Linked DNA regions of Homo sapiens: region 1 is linked to region 2. A link is a loop called in an ENCODE intact Hi-C map of the cell type or tissue named here. Cell type or tissue: MCF 10A. All regions are shown on one strand. Each heading gives the region's core, and the rest is flanking DNA. Links, peaks and the distances in the headings are about the cores only. Region 1 has its middle 320 kb from the start of CEMIP2. Region 2 overlaps LOC107987079 (a long non-coding RNA gene).

Region 1 (8,346 bases), core at 25-8,024, 160 kb before region 2:
CATAGATGGCCAATTTACTTAAACCAAGATAACCCCATTATTCCTTTTCTTGATTAATAGTCATGGGCTTTGGGAGATTTTTTTGCTTGAGTTACAGGAATAACTGTTTCAACTCTCATGCTTTTTGGTTTCTGTGGGTCTCAGCCCTCAGGTCTGCAGAAGAGAATTTAATTATGACTAAACACAAATTCTGCATCCTATCTCCTGCTTTGTAGGTATTGACTAATCCCACTTCACAGTGAGTCTAGTCATAGTGATTAAGCTTTTAGTGAATTCACAAAGTAGTTGCTCCAGATTCATTGAACACCCACCATTTTCCAATTTATCTTACTATGTGAGGGTGCTGACTCTTACTTTGTTCCCCAATGTGTGTAAGGACTTGACAGAAAAAGCCACACATTGTTTAGCTTAATAAAAGAGAAATTTTAGGGGACTTTAAAGACTGTCTCAATTACTTGATGATTATCATGAGGAACACTTGTTTAAATAGTGTGACTCCAACCCCCCACCAGAATTTAAAATAAAGGTAGAAGGCTTGGGGTTCAGCTTAGTTTATAAGAATGGGCTTTCTAATGCTTAAAGCTGTTTTACAAGGAAATGCTCTGCTTATGAGAAAGAGGATATCTAATGCCAAAGGCTGATTGTGTAGGAAGAGAGTTAATGGTAGCTTGTTGGATTTTTAAAGTCAGATCTATTAATGTCTATTTCACTCCGAGACTCTATGAATCAATATGCTGCATTACACTGAATCTGAGATACCATCTATGATAAAATGCATCCTGATTTCAGAGAGGTTTACCCTCTCTGAAAAATTGAAGGTGTTAAAGTTGATGAAATATGGTTTATATTCTCTTATTTCACAAGGAGAAATTTTTGGATCAACATTAATTTGCAGCTTTGATTATTTTCTCTGTTTGCCCTCCCCTTTCACACTTTGCTGGGTTAAGTTAGTTCCCGGGTATACCTTTGGGTTTTCATGTCCTAGAGATAACCAAAGGAATATATATTTCCTATAAACTCTTTTGCAGTGAAGCACATGACTGCATACCTAGAGCAAATGGGGTTTCAAGAGTTTCTTCTGATTATTAATTCATTCACAGACTAGTAGAACCATGTAAACTTCAGATCAAAGAGTACCTAGGGCTAACAGAGGACTGTTGACATTTGACAGTGTGTTGAGATCTTTTTTTGTGGTTTTTAGAATACTATTTAAAGTTTACTTTTCAGAATATTTCAAAATGTTATATTTTGATTGATATACAAATAAAATTTATATATTTGCTTTTCATTTTACAAAGAATAGCTATTATTTAACAGTATGGTAATTTTTGCTTTAATCTTACCACATTAATTTGCACATTATTTAATGCCTAGAGACTATGAAGAAAAAAAGGTTTATGCCCTACTTCCCATTTACCTTTTGAAATTTATTAACATCCACCTTTTGTAATTGCAGTGACTCTTCTCTAGTAAAGCTAAGTTGCTCTAGAAATGGCTTCTAACGTGTATTCCAGAATTTGAATGCTGGTGATTTTCAATGTGTTCTTAGCTTTGGTGCTGTGATTCTCCATTAATTTTGTAAAAAATATGATAGACTTTCACTTTATTCTTCCAGTTTCTGGCTATTAGGAACTTTGGAAAGACAAATGAATATCAGAAGAGGAAAGGGTCAGTTTTCTGGTTGCCTACAATCACATCTAATTTAGCCTCATATGCAGTTCCAAGACATTTTTGGTACCTGTCAAGTGCAAAAAAGAAATGCAGAGATCATCTTCAAACAAGCCTTTAAAAACAGTGCTTTAAGAGAAGGGCAATTGAAAGCTCATTTTTAGACTGAACAGCTAAAAAATATGACACATGCAGTCACTACTCATCATTACATTTTTCTAAGTACATCTAAAAATCTCATCAGTTGCTCTGAGTATGCACTGATGTGCTGGAACAGTCTTTCATGACAGATACCCTTTATGGCAGGGTCATTTTCCCCTTCATGGGTGGATGTGGGTGAACCAGGGTCTCTTGGCCCTGCACAGTGAATGTTCTTGGATGATGTGCCTTGATATATCTGTTTAGGTATATCTTGATATACCTAAAGAGTGAACTTTCAAGGCATCCAGGTTAAAACACAGGCTTTTCATCTCTTAGGGAATTTATATAGTCATACCGATATACCCCTTTGTAAGCAACTAAAGGAAAAAGTAAATGTTTACTTTAAGGAATAATATGCTGACTTTTATTCTACCCCCTAGTTGGTATTTGGTTTTCATACCTGTGTAATTTTGTAAACTAAGCATAATCATTTTGATTTGTTTTTGCGAGGGGGAGGAATCTGGACTAAATTACGGTATTTCCATGAAATGTCACTAATAATTTCAAATCCATGAACTTAGATAGGGAGTGAGAAAATGTGAAATGGAGCCTGTGGTTTTCTCATTAAATGGCGTTGTGTGCTGCAAACATTGTTTAGAGTCTTATTTTGTTTAATATGGGTGTGTGATTTCTAGACACAGAGGGTTGTTTAAAAAGATAGGATGTATGCCCTGTGAGTCTCTTTTACTTAAAATGGCAGGATTAATATTCATGTAACACTACACACAGGGGCACAGCTGTGGGATTTTAGAGCTCTGTATTCCATTCCCGTAAACTAGCCAGTTTCAGAACCTCTGCTTAATCACACTGACCACTGCAACTCAGATTATGATTTTTACAGCTAGTGCCACAACACCAATTTTCCCACAGCATTTCTCACCCTCTCCCCTTCCCTCTTAATCCTTCTTCACCTTTGCCTCCTGGGAAGATCTGGCAATATTCAAATAGGACAGAGAATGCTTGATTTCAGAAAGAAATGAAAATACATCTGTTGCCATTGCAACAGATAAGCAACCAGACGGCCCTTTTCAACCGGGAGAGATTTTAGGCATCACTCCCTTTAATGGTGAGTAAAGCCATTGTTTTCAGGTTTTGTTAATTTGTGATGCCCCCAACTGCCCTCTCTCATTTGATCAAGGACATGTGGACAGCTCAGTCTGGTAAAATAACTGACACAAAACTCATGAGGGCCAGCCGGCTGTCCTAATGAGCAGAAGGCAAAAACATGAAAGAACAACAAGGTGCAGGGGTCACAGAATACACAACACACAGGAGCTCCACCACGAATCCGTCTCATGTCCTCCTCGCTGCTTAACCGCCCAGGGTGAGAGGGGAAACTGAATACCCCATTCCTACCCCGGAAAGAGAAATGAGTTGAGGTAAGGAGAAGTAACAGCCTTCCCTTCCCAAGAATCCTCCTCTGCCTTACCGCCACAGTACAGGCCCTTGAAGGCCCTTAATTGCTGATGGGGATGGAGCAGCTAGAATCACCTTGGGAGCTTTTAAATATCCTGATTCCCAGGCCACAGCCAGGCCAATTAAATTAGACTCTGGGGAATATCACCATTTAAAAAAGAGAAAGAGAAAAAAGATCCAGGTAACTCCAGTGTGCAGCCAAGTCTGAGACCCAGTGGGCTAGTCTGAGCAAGCTGGAGAAGAAATAAGTGCGGCATCTGACAAGGGGATGAAGCTCCACTCTCCCCAAGGATACTTAGGAGCGAGTTGTTGTTGCAGAGAGAGGGGAAGAAAGGGAGCAGGAAGAACAAAGTTGCCCCTTCCTGTCTTTTTCTAAGTCAACTGCAGTCTCCACCCATCCAGTGCGGGTAACCTAGGCTTCCACACGCAGCTCGGGGTGGGGGGAAGTGGGTCCCCTGGTCTGGGGTCCTGGGCAGGGTGAGGTGACCGCTGGGAGCGCTACCCTGCGGCGCATCAACAGCCTCAGGCGTGGGCCCTGCACTCTCCAGAGAAGGCGGCGGCTGCCGGGTGGAGAGCAATTTGGGGACGCAAAAGAAAGCTGGCTCGGGCGCAGGTGGCGCTCGCAGCCCCAGCCCACAGTTGAGCCAATCGCGGGCGCAAGCGCAGCCTGGTGGCGGCGGCGGTAACGGAGCGCGGGGCTCTGGCAGGAGCCGGCGGAGGCAAAGGCAGCGCCAACCGAGAGCCGCGCGCAGGCTGGAGGGAGACCCGCGGCGAGGAGCCAGCGAGAGCGCTCGGCGCTGGGCTGTTTCCCGGCCGAGGGAGGCGAACTTCTCATGGGGAAGAAGTGGAGGGATGCGGCGGAAATGGAGCGGGGCTGCTCCGACCGCGAGGACAACGCGGAGAGCCGCAGACGCAGCCGGAGCGCCAGCCGGGGCAGGTTTGCCGAGTCGTGGAAAAGGTTAAGTTCCAAGCAGGGGTCCACCAAACGCTCGGGACTCCCGTCGCAGCAGACGCCGGTGAGTGGCCGGGGGAGAGCCCCAGTCTTTGCTTTCTTTTCTCCCTTCGCACGCGACTTGAGCCCTTTCCATGGTGCTGAACTTGCCTCCCTAAGGGTGAGAGCCAGGGAACTTGTGGCGCCGCTTCTAATGAAATAGAGTGCTGGGGGCTGTGAGGAAGGGCGAGAAGGAACGTCTTCCCTCCCTTCAGCAGGGGAGGGTCTCCTGACGTCTCTGGCGGCTCTGCAAAAATTGAAAACATGTTCGAGAGGCGAGGGGGCTCGCTGTTAGATCATAAGAGTTTTGCAGTTAACAGAGCGTGTGAGACGTTGTCGAGTGTATTGTGACTCCTGTGTACGTTCCCAAGGGTCTGTCTGTGCAGCATGTCGAAGGTACTCGGCCTCCGCTGAATGAGGGCGGAATAGAAAGGGCATGCCATATTTTTACTCTCTTAGCACTTGCTCTTTCCATCCCACACCCCCACCATTTTAATGGGAGCGTTTAATTGTTTGCAGGATGTCATTTGCATACAGAGAATAGCAAGAATATCCCAGGTGCTTGTAATCCTACTGCTTAACATATACAGCGTTCAGACAAGTTTTCCCATGTGTCAGCTCCTCTTCACTGTCTAATTAGTGCAATAAAAGCACTCCAGTGAAATTAATATAGGCATCATATGTGTGTAGAGAAGTGCAGTTGATAAAAAACTTTAGCTGCATTTGCATTTTGAGTATGTGAATATTATGTTTTCCTTTATCCCAGAGGGAGAGAACGCTGTTCTAGAAGAGAGTGCAAAGTCCTCCTGTTGCTCCTGGGGAAGGAGGATACACCACTTTTAACTTCCCAAACATCATTAAGAATACCAGCCTGTGTGTGTGTTTGTGTGTGTGTATTTGTTTTACATCCAAAGGGCTTGACAGCAGATGTTGTATATTGAAGAGACTTTGATTTAATTAAAAGAGAGAATGGTACATAAGCATTGATCCCACAGCGTGATTAATGTTACCCTGCTCTGTTTTTGGGAAGTCGTCATTGAAGGATAAAAATTAATCCCTGAAAAGTAAGATGTTTAAACATTACTTCCACAGAATGTAATATAAACATTTGAAATTTTTGGTGTGTTTATTTTGGTTGCTTGTTTACAAAAATGTTATGAAATTTCAGGTATTTTTCTCAAATACTTAATGTTTTTTGTGAGCAGGTTTTTTCATCTAAATATGGGTATAGCACCGCTAAAAAGGCAAGTGATTTTACTTCAGGTGTAGAAATATTGTTTAGAAATGTGTACTCGAAAATATTTTTTACAAAAGAATATTAATCTGAAGATAGGTTTTTCTGAAATAAATTATGTGGAAAATATAAAATTCATGACATCTGTTTTTTATCAAGTATGTGAACTAAAAATTCAATCCTCTTTTTAATAGGAAGTCTAAGTGTTAATCTAAGGAACTTCTTATGCTGCATTTTTTATTCTGTTCAACAGGTGTGTGCACAGTCTATATCAGGAACATATAAAATCTTCATATAACTATGTTATAAGTTAGAGTAAATGATTGCAGGTTTGTTACCTAGAATAAAAATGTGGGAAAAGAGCCTAAGAGGGTACCATGACAACCAGAGACATCTGGAAAAGTAACTATGTCCTCCTGTTTGCTAAGGGTGATGATGGTGCTGTAGTTCTCTGTAGTACTTGTTAATTGAAACATTAGTAATTCAGTTAAAAACCAGTTAAGGCAAAAGCCTGTGCTTATTCTCACATTGCATGGCAAGTTTGATATTGATTTTCTTCTAAAACCCTAATAATAAGTGCTTCTAGCTATAATTTTTAATTATCAGTGTTTTAAACAAAGATAGTGAGGTTTTGTAAATCTTAGAGCTAAGATGGTGGTTTTGAACCAAGGTTTGATTCTATAGTTGTTAACAAAGAGTTTTGACTTCATTTGTAAGTGAGACACCCAACTTATCTATGCAAACAGGAGGAAGGAAATCATAATGCTTATAGCAGACATGCTTATAAAAGTTTTTAATCTTTAATGTAAGATTTTTTCTCTCCCTTAAAGTGAGCTGTTAAAAAATAGCCTAACCTGTAAAGATTAAAGCAGTTAATATGATTAATGCTGTTCTTTATTTATTCTTATGAATAAATAAGATATTCCATAATGTAGCTGTGAATCTTATTCATTATGTGTTGTCCCCAAAATATTGTGGTATCCATCCTGACAAAGAAAATATGAGGGGTTCACTCTGTCTTTTGAAGACAAAATAGAAAAATGTGGAAAAATTTGATTAATAGTAAAACATGGGGGCTTTCATAAATCTTTTTTCTTTTGAGAATATAAAATAATTGTTTTTTTAATGTGACATTTGTTACTCTCTTCTCTGCTTTAGTTGGATTCTTGAAATCACTTCCAGTTAAAGTTATTCCGAGGGAATGATATAGTCCATGACTCTGTCCTCAAGGGGAATGATTGTATTAGTTTTTTTTTTTTTTTTTTTGAGATGTATTCTTGCTCTGTCGCCAGGCTGGAGTGCAGTGGCACAATCTTGGCTCACTGCAACTTCCGCCTCCCTGGTTCAAGTGATTCTCCTGCCTCAGCCTCCTGAGTAGCTGGGATTATAGGCACGCACCACCACACCCAGCTAATTTTTGTATTTTTGGTAGAGATGGGGTTTCACCATGTTGGCCAGGATGGTCTCGATCTCCTGACCTCGTGATCTGCCCGCCTTGGCCTCCCGAAGTGCTGGGATTACAGGTATGAGCCACCGTGCCTGACCTAGTTTTCATTTTCACTAGCAACAAAGCATTGCATACATCATAATTAATAGAAGATATTTTCTTTAGTAAGGAGAGTTCTGCTATACTCCTGGTATCCAGAAAGACTTTATTCATGATCTGAGGCATGCTCTTTTGGTATGTAAAGTGTAGGGGAGGTCGGCTTGACTTGACTTTGACAGTTAGATTTCCTACCTACTTATCACTAAATATGTAGGGGTTTTCTTAGAGGTTGGGTAACTCCATGATTTTGACGCTAATCTTAGAAACCCAAAAGTTGCATTTCTGGAAGTCTCTTTGGAGTAAATGAAGTCTTGATGCTCTTATGGAGTATGGCAGGCCTACAGTAGAAAATGTGTGCTATCCCTGCCACTGCCCACTTGGATCTGCTTCTGTTCTGGTGACAGGCAGAAGCAGTGCTGCCCTGTGCAATAGCTGAAGGAAGGGGCAGCTGTTCTGTGTCCTAATAGTGGCATTTAAAATGCATGTTCTCAAGTTCTGGACCACAATAGTGGGTGTGTCTAACAAATCAATCCTTGTTGATTTGAAAAGACTTTTTTTTTTTTCCATTTTTGTAATTCAGGAAACATCTTCTCTCCCATATTTTAAGGCTTCATGGTTTACAATGGAAGCTTTATGAATTCATGTTGCTTTGCTATAATCCATTAATCTACAATATTAAATTACACCCCAAATCATAAAATTCCGATACGGTAAAGTGGTATTTAATTATATTCATTCCTTGGAAATTGTTCCTTTCTGAGATTGCGTCATAGGTCATTTTTCAAATCTAAACTGTTTTTTAGTAAATGTAAAGATGTTGTATATTAATTTCATAGTTTTATTATTATGAAAGTTATACATTTGAAATTCAGATATCAAATTAAGTTTCTGGATATTAATGTTTTAAATACTGTCTGTGTTGAATTGGTCAATAGGTATAAAAGTAATTTAAGACTTCTTTGTCTCCATTCTATAAGATTTGGATTTCATATTTCTTTGTGAATTATTGTTCTTGTTATTCCTGCTATTTGTTTTGATTCTATCTGTGCAGAAATGCATGGAAATCTATTGAAAGGTGATTCAGCAAGTGCTGTCTCGCATTACAAATGTCAGCTGCTCACCACAGCATGTGTGTATTTTTATTTCATCTCAAATTTTTTAATCAGAATATAAAGAAAAAAATCCAGCATTATTTTGGGAAAAAGAGAAAAATAATTTAGATTTCAATTAAGTATATTTATCCTCTCCCAAATTATATGCTCTCCTTTTTAACCTTAATTTAAATTTAAC
Region 2 (8,346 bases), core at 56-8,055:
TGTTTTGTTACATATTTTGTGATGCCTTTTTAAGTGTTAAAGTGTGTTCTTCCAGAGAGGATTTGAATTTGCTTTGTGTGTGGCATTAGAGGTGCTACACGTCCATTACATCTTTAAAATAAATGTGTATATGAGGGACTGTTGAGCCAGTTACATTGTGTAAATTGTGTTCTCCCAAAACACAACTGGACTTGCAGTTAGAAAGTCTTGGGAATTTTTTTTCCCCCCTATTTCCACCTAGAGTCAAAACCAAGGAGATATGCATGCCCCACTGTCTCTCTCTACAGGAGGTTTTATTTTTGTAGCTCAACCATTGGGAGCTTCCAGTTTCATATCTGCAGGTCTTCTGTCTGACTGCCTATCTGTTGGGCCCTCAACTTTTTTCTTTGATTTTCTTTAAAAATCTAGACTCTGAGTCAACTCAGGATTGGCTGATGTACCCAGAGTAAACACTGGCTTCAGTGCTGTGTACCTCTCTGTGTCCACCCTTTGTCATTTCTGGCCTCCAAGGAATTCTCCTCATTTCCCTAATAACTCAGCTCTGTGTGAAAATGCCTTTTAAAAAGTTCCACCATTTTTAGTTCTTCCTTGTTACTGAGTTGGTATGTGTGTTTGTGTGGTTTTTGTGTGTGCATGTGTAAAACTAGTCTGCTATGCTACTAGAAGCAAAACGTATATATTTTTCAATAGGGAACTTTCTGTCATACTCAGATGAACTTTGTCTGTTTGTCTCCCTGTATATACACATGTGCACATATGTGTATGTGTATATATACACATATGAAAAATAATGCTATGTGTAAACAGTACATTATAATTTTGTTAATAATCGAACAGTTTTAGCTCTACATCCAGAAAATAGCGTTTATCGTAGACAATATTATGAGATGCTAACATGCCTTCTCCTTCTATTCACTAAGGTATCTTTTGTTTTAATATCATAATTATGATATTAAATATTATAAGTTAAAAATATATTTAATATAAATTTAATATCGGGGTTTAGAGCAAGGAATAATGGGGAAAACCTTGACTTTAAGAAAGCAAATGTTGTAAAACTTCCATCAAGCCAACAAAAAATATTTAACATTTTAAAAATATTTAATATGTAGTATTTTCTGTGACTGAGTCCAATTCTAAATTGATAAGGGGTAGTTAACACAGATCTGCTGCCCTCTAGAAGTTTAAGTTCAGGCTCATTGGTACCTGTATTTTGTAATACCTGTAAATATCTGAGCAAACTGAGCAAGGGTTTAATAAGAATTGCTACCTCAATTTTACAGTAGCTGCTTCCAAAATCCAAATTCCAGCTGTTACTGCGTATGTGACATCGGGCGCATTGCTTAGCCTCTCTAATTACCATTTCCTCATTTATTAAATGGGTTAATGAAAATAACACATGTATAGGTCTTATGTTGCTGCTGTGAGAAACAAAATATCTTATTCAATTGATATATACAGTGCATGGCTGTATATCAATTGTATTATAGCATTAATAGTCCAGGCTTTTTTTTTTTTTCTGAGTAAATGACACATTCTGTAATTCTGGAGTTGTAGTTTTTTTGTACATTGAAGTCCAGCAGTTGAATTTTGAAGGCCTTCTTCTGTACCCTCCAAACTGAGAGCCTACGCTAGTAATATTTCCACTTTCCTGAAGTTGCTCAGCATTTATACAACATCTTATCTGTTACCATGAGTACAGATAAATTACCCCAAATAGGATGGAATTTGTGGGACAGCCTCATAGTGATTGCCAGTATAAAAATCTTATATGCAGCCATGAAAGCTCATTGGTGTATATTCTGAAATGCCTGAGACTTCAGAAGGTAAGGCAAGTCATTGCTTCTCCTGTGAACTATTCTATTTCTGCCTCTTCTTGGCATTTGTACAATACATACAGGTATTGTTTCTCTTACACAATGTATTTCTCAAATTAGATGGTAAATCTCCAGAGGATGGGCATCCCGATACTATCTTATTATGTTATTTTATATACATATATTTATTATTTATATATTTTTATTATATATTACCATATATTTTATACAATTTTATATTATATCATATAATATAATTTATATATAATATATAAATTATATAATATAGTATATAATACAATATGTTATATATTATATACTATATTATATGTTGTATATTATATAATATAATTATATAATATAATTATATTATATATAATTTATATAAAATATAAATTATATATATATAAAAGTATATCGTGGTCAAAGAATGCTTCTGTGAGAGGTGATATTTGAGGTTTGAATTAAACAATGTGAGGCATCTGAAGATGTGAGAAAACAATCCAGGCAGGCGGAAGGGGTTGGCATTTTGAAAAACAGGAAAAAGACCAGTATAGCTGAAACACAACAAACAAGGGGTAGATTGGTACAAGATTGAATCCGAGAAGCTGACAATGGCTAGGTTATTTAATACGTGATTTTTATCAGTAGTATTCCAGGTGGAATTGAATAGAATGTATTGTACTGACTTCTATTTCCTTTTGCCTGTTCTCCCTAAATATGGGTTTTCCATTGCTAACCTCCTAAGTTAAAAGTAGTAAACTTGTTATTTCCTGATTCCAGTGAATATCTCTTTTCCTGTCCCAGTCTTCCACACTCATTGTAACTCCTTTGGTCACAAATGACCAAAAAGCTAGTTTGGTTAGTGATGTATTAAAGAATTAATGTATTAATGGGCTAGATTCTCTGGGTTGAGATTTTCCCTCTCTATGGAAGATGGATTTTGCAAAATGAGCTTTGCACATGAAGGGCAAATCACAGCACGATTCTGGCTCCTTGCAACAGACAGATTGCAAATCCAAATAAATTACATGCCCTCCCCCGGTTTAGCTTAATTTGAATTACTATTGTCTAATATGAGTTTCCTGAATTGTTAATCATGATTTATCAACAAGTTGATTGGGAAACTACAAAACTACTAAACCTGGTCTGATGACACCTCACAAAATTGCGGTGATTCCCATACCTCGCTACCTTATGAAAGGAAATTCTGAAGATCTCAGAAACAATTGTCAGACTTTCTCAAACAGATGTGGAGCCCTTGATTTTATGGCTTATAGGTTTTCAGAAATGAATCACTTTTTTCTTTCCCTGAAAATCACATGGCTTTTTGCATTAAATAAAAATAGGAGAAAATGAGGATTTGAAGGAAAGTTATAGACAAATATGAATAATTTTGTGCTGTGACATTATAAGTCTTCCTGCTTATGTAAAATGGATATGCCACTGTTTGGAAATTACAGCGCATAATGGATTAATTTGCACCTGTAGAGTGATTGGTCAAGGGGAGTCTAGGTGATAGTCCTCAGTGAAGCTTGATTTTGAATTTGGTACCTACTCCAGCTGGGAAGTTAGGCTGGTGAAAACAGCAGGAACAAGCTAAATGTGTGCAGCGACTGGTGGTGGTGGTGCTTCTTCTCAGCCAAGAAAGCCTTGTATGATGTCTGAGCACTTGAGCTGGCTTGGACCAAATAGCTTAAGCATTATTTGATTTGGACTAAGTAGCCCTGAGATGAAATGGCCTTTTATTCAACTTTGTTAAACTGGGGCGTGCTGGGCCTTGTTTCTCTGGAGTTTGCCAAGTGAACGGATCGGCAGCCTCGGAAACAGAGCAAGACATTTCTGCCACATCAGTCTCTCGATGGCAACAGTTCGAGCTAATAGGCAGCTTTTCAACTCTGAGGACTATACTGTTTGCTCAGTGTTTCCTTGCTTGTTTGGGTACACAAAAAAGAATAGGAAGAAAAAGAGGCAAAGGCCATCTCTTTACATAGTGCAGCTACGACCCTCTAGTGGATGCTAGTGAGAATGCAGGTAATTTGAACAGCAATGGGAAAGATTTAATTATTTCTAACCGTCAGATAACATGGTGCACACCCAGGCAGGATTGGAGGAGTTAGGGTTCAGTGGGGCCTAAAGCTTATACAGTTTTAGACTGGATGGGCACTTTTAGAAGAAAATGTAAAATATCTTACTTAGGTAAGTGTTACAAAAACATGCAAATATGTAAACACATTACTAGAGTTCTTTCCCATCTCCCAAGTTTCATGAATTTCATGGTAAATTTGCCTCTGGATTTACCTGTTCTATGTTTGCTGATTTTAATTAAAATTGAAATTATGGAAAATGTATTTTTTAAAATGTTTGAGAATTGCAGCTTTTTAGTCTATAAAAGTTATTTTGAACAAAAAATGTAATATACTTTGTAAGTGTGATACAAAATTCAGACTTAATTCACAATTCTTTCTTAGGAATAGTTATTCTAGCTTTTATAGCATTTTGCAGAGTGAATAGCCTTTTTTATTTCCTAGCTGAGTTTTGAACTGTATAGACTAAGTAATGTAGAATACATTAGTCTTTAGCTTATAAAATCTTAATTGAGTTATGGTAAAGTGCAAAGTTAGTAAATGTTAGTGAATAACATTTCCCTCACTAACCAGAAGAAAGTATTCTAATGATCAGCATGGTCAATTCTACTAATTTATGGCTTACCTATATAAATAGGTGTGTCCCATAATTAGAAATCTTTTTTATCAGAAATGTGTGACCTCACCACTTAAAAGAATAACAAGCTAATATAACAGTACTGCGTTTATTAGGCTCAGATTCTGAGAGGCGAGCTGAGAGACAACCTGTAAGGCCATCTGATCGAGTCTCCTAGGCCATTAGACAGATCAAGTGTTGTATTCTCCACGTTTTCTTCACATATAAGGATGGCTGATTTTAAAGAAAAACTTAGATTGAGCTTCTTGATCTCTCCCAATATTGAGACAAACTACCTGAAGGATTAAAAACTCTGGATGATTATCCTGAATCACTAGATGTCTTTTAAGTTGAAATGGAAGTTAATTTTATGTTGGCAAGTATAAATTATTTTAACTTAAAATCCAGAAAAATAGTAGCTAGCTTTTAGGTTTGCTTTTATGACATTTCAGGCACTGGTCTATGTATCATGCTAGTGCATGTACTTTCCATATATTATTTCCTTTATCCTGGTAAAAAACCCATTGAAGCTGGTACTACAGGTGAGAACACTAAGGACCACAAAGGTTAAATAAGTTTCCCAGGGTCATTTAGCTAGCAAGTGGCAGAACCAGGGCTCATATCAGGCATTCTGCCTCCCTAATATATTGTCTAACTGTCAGAATTCCCTGAGGAAACCCACTGGCGGTAGGAAGTGGGACAGATTAATGCGTTTAAAAAGGAGGAACATAGACACAATTATGAAACATAACTCTCAGAAGACAGTATCTGAACTCACATAGATGTTGGTATATTAGATAGGGCACTTGACTTGTAATTTGAAACTCCTGAAGAGGGGTGGTAGTTAAAAATGTAAGAATAGAGCTGGGTATAGATCCAAAAGAATTGAAAGCAGAATCTTGAAGAAATATTTGCAAAGCCACGTTCAAAACAGCATTATTTGTGATACCCAAGTGCCCACCAACAGATGAATGGATAAACAAAACGTGGTATATAAATACAATGGGATACGATTTAGCTTTAAAAAGGAAGGAGGCCGGACATGGTGGCTCATGCCAGTAATCCCAGCACTTTGGGAGGCCAAGGCGGGGGATCACGAGGTCAGGAGATTGAGACCATCCTGGCTAACACGGTGAAACCCCATCTCTACTAAGAAAAAAAAAATGCAAAAAATCAGCCAGGCGTGGTGGTGGGTGCCTGTAGTCCCAGCTACTCGGGAGGCTGAGGCAGGAGAATGGCGTGAACCCGGGAGGCACAGCTTGCAGTGAGCCAAGATCACACCACTGCAGCCTGGGCAACAGAGCGAAACTCTGTCTCCAAAAAGAAAGAAAGAAAAAGAAAGAAAGAAATGCTGACACATGCTACAGCATGGAGGAAGTTTAAGGACATCATGCTAAGTAAAACAAGCCAATGACAAAAACACAAATACTGCATGGTTCCACTTACATGAAGTATCAGTAATAGAGTTATAGAAATGGAAAGTAAAATGATGGTTTCCAAGGACTTGGAGGAGGAGTGAATGGGGGAATCGTTTAATACAGACTAAACTGTACAATTAAATATGGTTAAGATGGTAAATTTTATGTGACGTGTATTTTACCACAATTTGATAGGAGTCCAAGAAAGGAATAAGAGTGAAGGATCACGATATGGCACCTTGGGAAGCACTAGAAAGGAGGAAAGAAGGCCTAAAAGTGAGACTGAGAAAGAATGGTCGTCCAGCGGTGCCCCGAGGGGTAGGGACAGACATTCTTACAAGTTCAAGGTAGCTGGTAAAGCTGGTAGCATACACACATACCTTAGGTCTTATTGACTTAAAGATATCTAGTCACATCAGCCACTTGTAGAGTCTGATGATATTTCAGTTAGTAAATGAGTTATTTTACATTGGGAGAGGATAGTGGGCAGGGCAGTAATATTCCTAAGTAAGAACATCTCTCCTATGGTTTAAGTTCTCATGCTGGTGAGTCTTAAACAAGAAAGAGCATGCCATTAATTTTAACTTTAAATTCCTATACAGATGGTGCTCACAGATGTTTCCAACAACAGACTTCTAAAAAAAATAACAATTTTACTTGAAGTTTAAACATAAATATGCACAGACTTTGTAGTGCTTTGGCATACCTCTTGTTTTTAAAAATAGCACTACCCTTTTACCTGCTTGGGGTGAGTGAGCCTTTGTTTAGTTACAATTTTCTCTTTCTTTTTTTCTTTCTTTTTCTTTTTCTTTCTTTTCCTTTCTTTCTTTCCTTTCTTTCTTTCTTTCATTCTTTCTTTTTCTTTCTTTCTTTTCTTTCTTTCTCTCTTTCTTTCCTTTCTTTCTTTCTTTCGTTCTTTCTTTTTCTTTCTTTCTTTTCTTTCTTTCTCTCTTTCTTTCCTTTCTTTCTTTCTTTCATTCTTTCTTTTTCTTTCTTTCTTTCCTTTCTTTCTTTCTTTCATTCTTTCTTTCCTTTCTTTCTTTCTTTCATTCTTTCTTTTCCTTTCTTTCTTTCCTTTCTTTCTTTCTTTCGTTCTTTCTTTTTCTTTCTTTCTTTTCTTTCTTTCTCTCTTTCTTTCCTTTCTTTCCTTTCTTTCTCTCTTTCTGTTTTGCCCTTGTTGCCCAGGCTGGAGAGCAATGTTGTGGTCTTGGCTTGCCACAACCTCTGCCTCCCAGGTTCAAGTGATTCTCCTGCCTCAGCCTCCCGAGTAGCCAGGATTACAGGCATGTGCCACCACGCCTGGCTAATTTTGTACTTTTAGTAGAGACGGGGTTTCTCCATGTTGGTCAGGCTGGTCTCGAACTTCCAATCTCAGGTGATCTGCCCACCTTGGCCTCCCAAAGTGCTGGGATTACAGGTGTGATCCACCGCACCTGGCCACAATTTTCATATCTACAGTACCTTACCATTGTTGAGGATGTTAATGTACACTCAAATGTGGTTTTCTCCTGTAATTTTTATGAATTTAATAAGAAATTAATATGATTGCTTAGGAATCCAGCAAATTCTAAAATAATATGAAAAGTATAACTCCTCAGTTTAGGAAGAGTGTACTTAAAATGCTGTAGACAGCAATGAAAAGGACAGAAAGACAGACGTGGCTCTAAACTCCCACCAGCAGAATTAATTCAAATATATTGAGCGGATTCCATGTACTAGATACTGTACCTGGGGAGACAGCAATGAACAAAATGCTTTCCCAAGGAGCCTTATTCCAGAAAGCAAACAAAATATGTGAATAAAATAGATGGTAGCAGTTGGGGGCAAGTGATTTGGATGTAAGGTGACTCAAGCTCTAACCTGATCCTGTAAGTGGGTCCAGGTGCTTATGAACTGTTCTTAATGGTCATTCAACTCTGTCACTGTCCCACTGCTAAAGTTTGCCTCTTCTTTATCCCGTGTGTCCTGAATTGCTGTTGTTTTCTCAGCTTCTTCCATGACACAGGCTAACCTTGAAAAACCAGGGTTGGTCCTTGTCACTTTGACACACCTCCCGACTTTGCTTTTGTGGTTCTGACTTGTCTGTGAGAGTGCCTCTTCCTCCAGGATATTCACTATCCATTTCAGCAAATATTTATTAAGAATGTCTTATATACCAGCCACTTTCCAGGTGCTGGGGACACAGTGGTGAACAAGACACATGTGGTCTTTGCCTGCACAGAGCTTACTATCAACCTAGGGAAAAACAACAAAAAACATCTGAACAGTCAAGTGAATCTGATAAATGCTATAATGGAAGCAAATAGGATGCTGAAATAGAGAATAATAGGGGAATGAATGTAGATATATTGATCAGAGAGTTCCTCCTTGAATGTGTGCCATTTGGGTTAAGATCTGGAGAAAGAAAG

The links. Peaks named below come from ENCODE experiments on the same cell type or tissue, not always from the same donor. Only the 100,000 strongest peaks of a DNase experiment are listed, where the experiment ranks them.
Region 1: a loop joins it to region 2, with 2.4 times the contacts of the local background. A loop is called at or near these places in 2 of 110 quality-filtered maps.

Annotation. Positions count from the first base shown.
Region 1 is chr9:71,442,608-71,450,953 of GRCh38, reverse strand. It overlaps a transcript of TRPM3 not described here. Among named protein-coding and RNA genes, the nearest start is that of CEMIP2, 320 kb to the left of the region's middle. In MCF 10A, for the core only: no CTCF peak of the experiment used is centred there; a DNase peak (open chromatin) is centred at 4,353.
Region 2 is chr9:71,280,811-71,289,156 of GRCh38, reverse strand. It overlaps LOC107987079 (a long non-coding RNA gene), which reads left to right. Exons shown (of 4, transcript XR_001746718.1): 4 at 6,134-6,716. It also overlaps a transcript of TRPM3 not described here. Among named protein-coding and RNA genes, the nearest start is that of TRPM3, 160 kb to the right of the region's middle. In MCF 10A, for the core only: a CTCF peak has its summit at 3,830 (motif pointing left); a DNase peak (open chromatin) is centred at 3,826.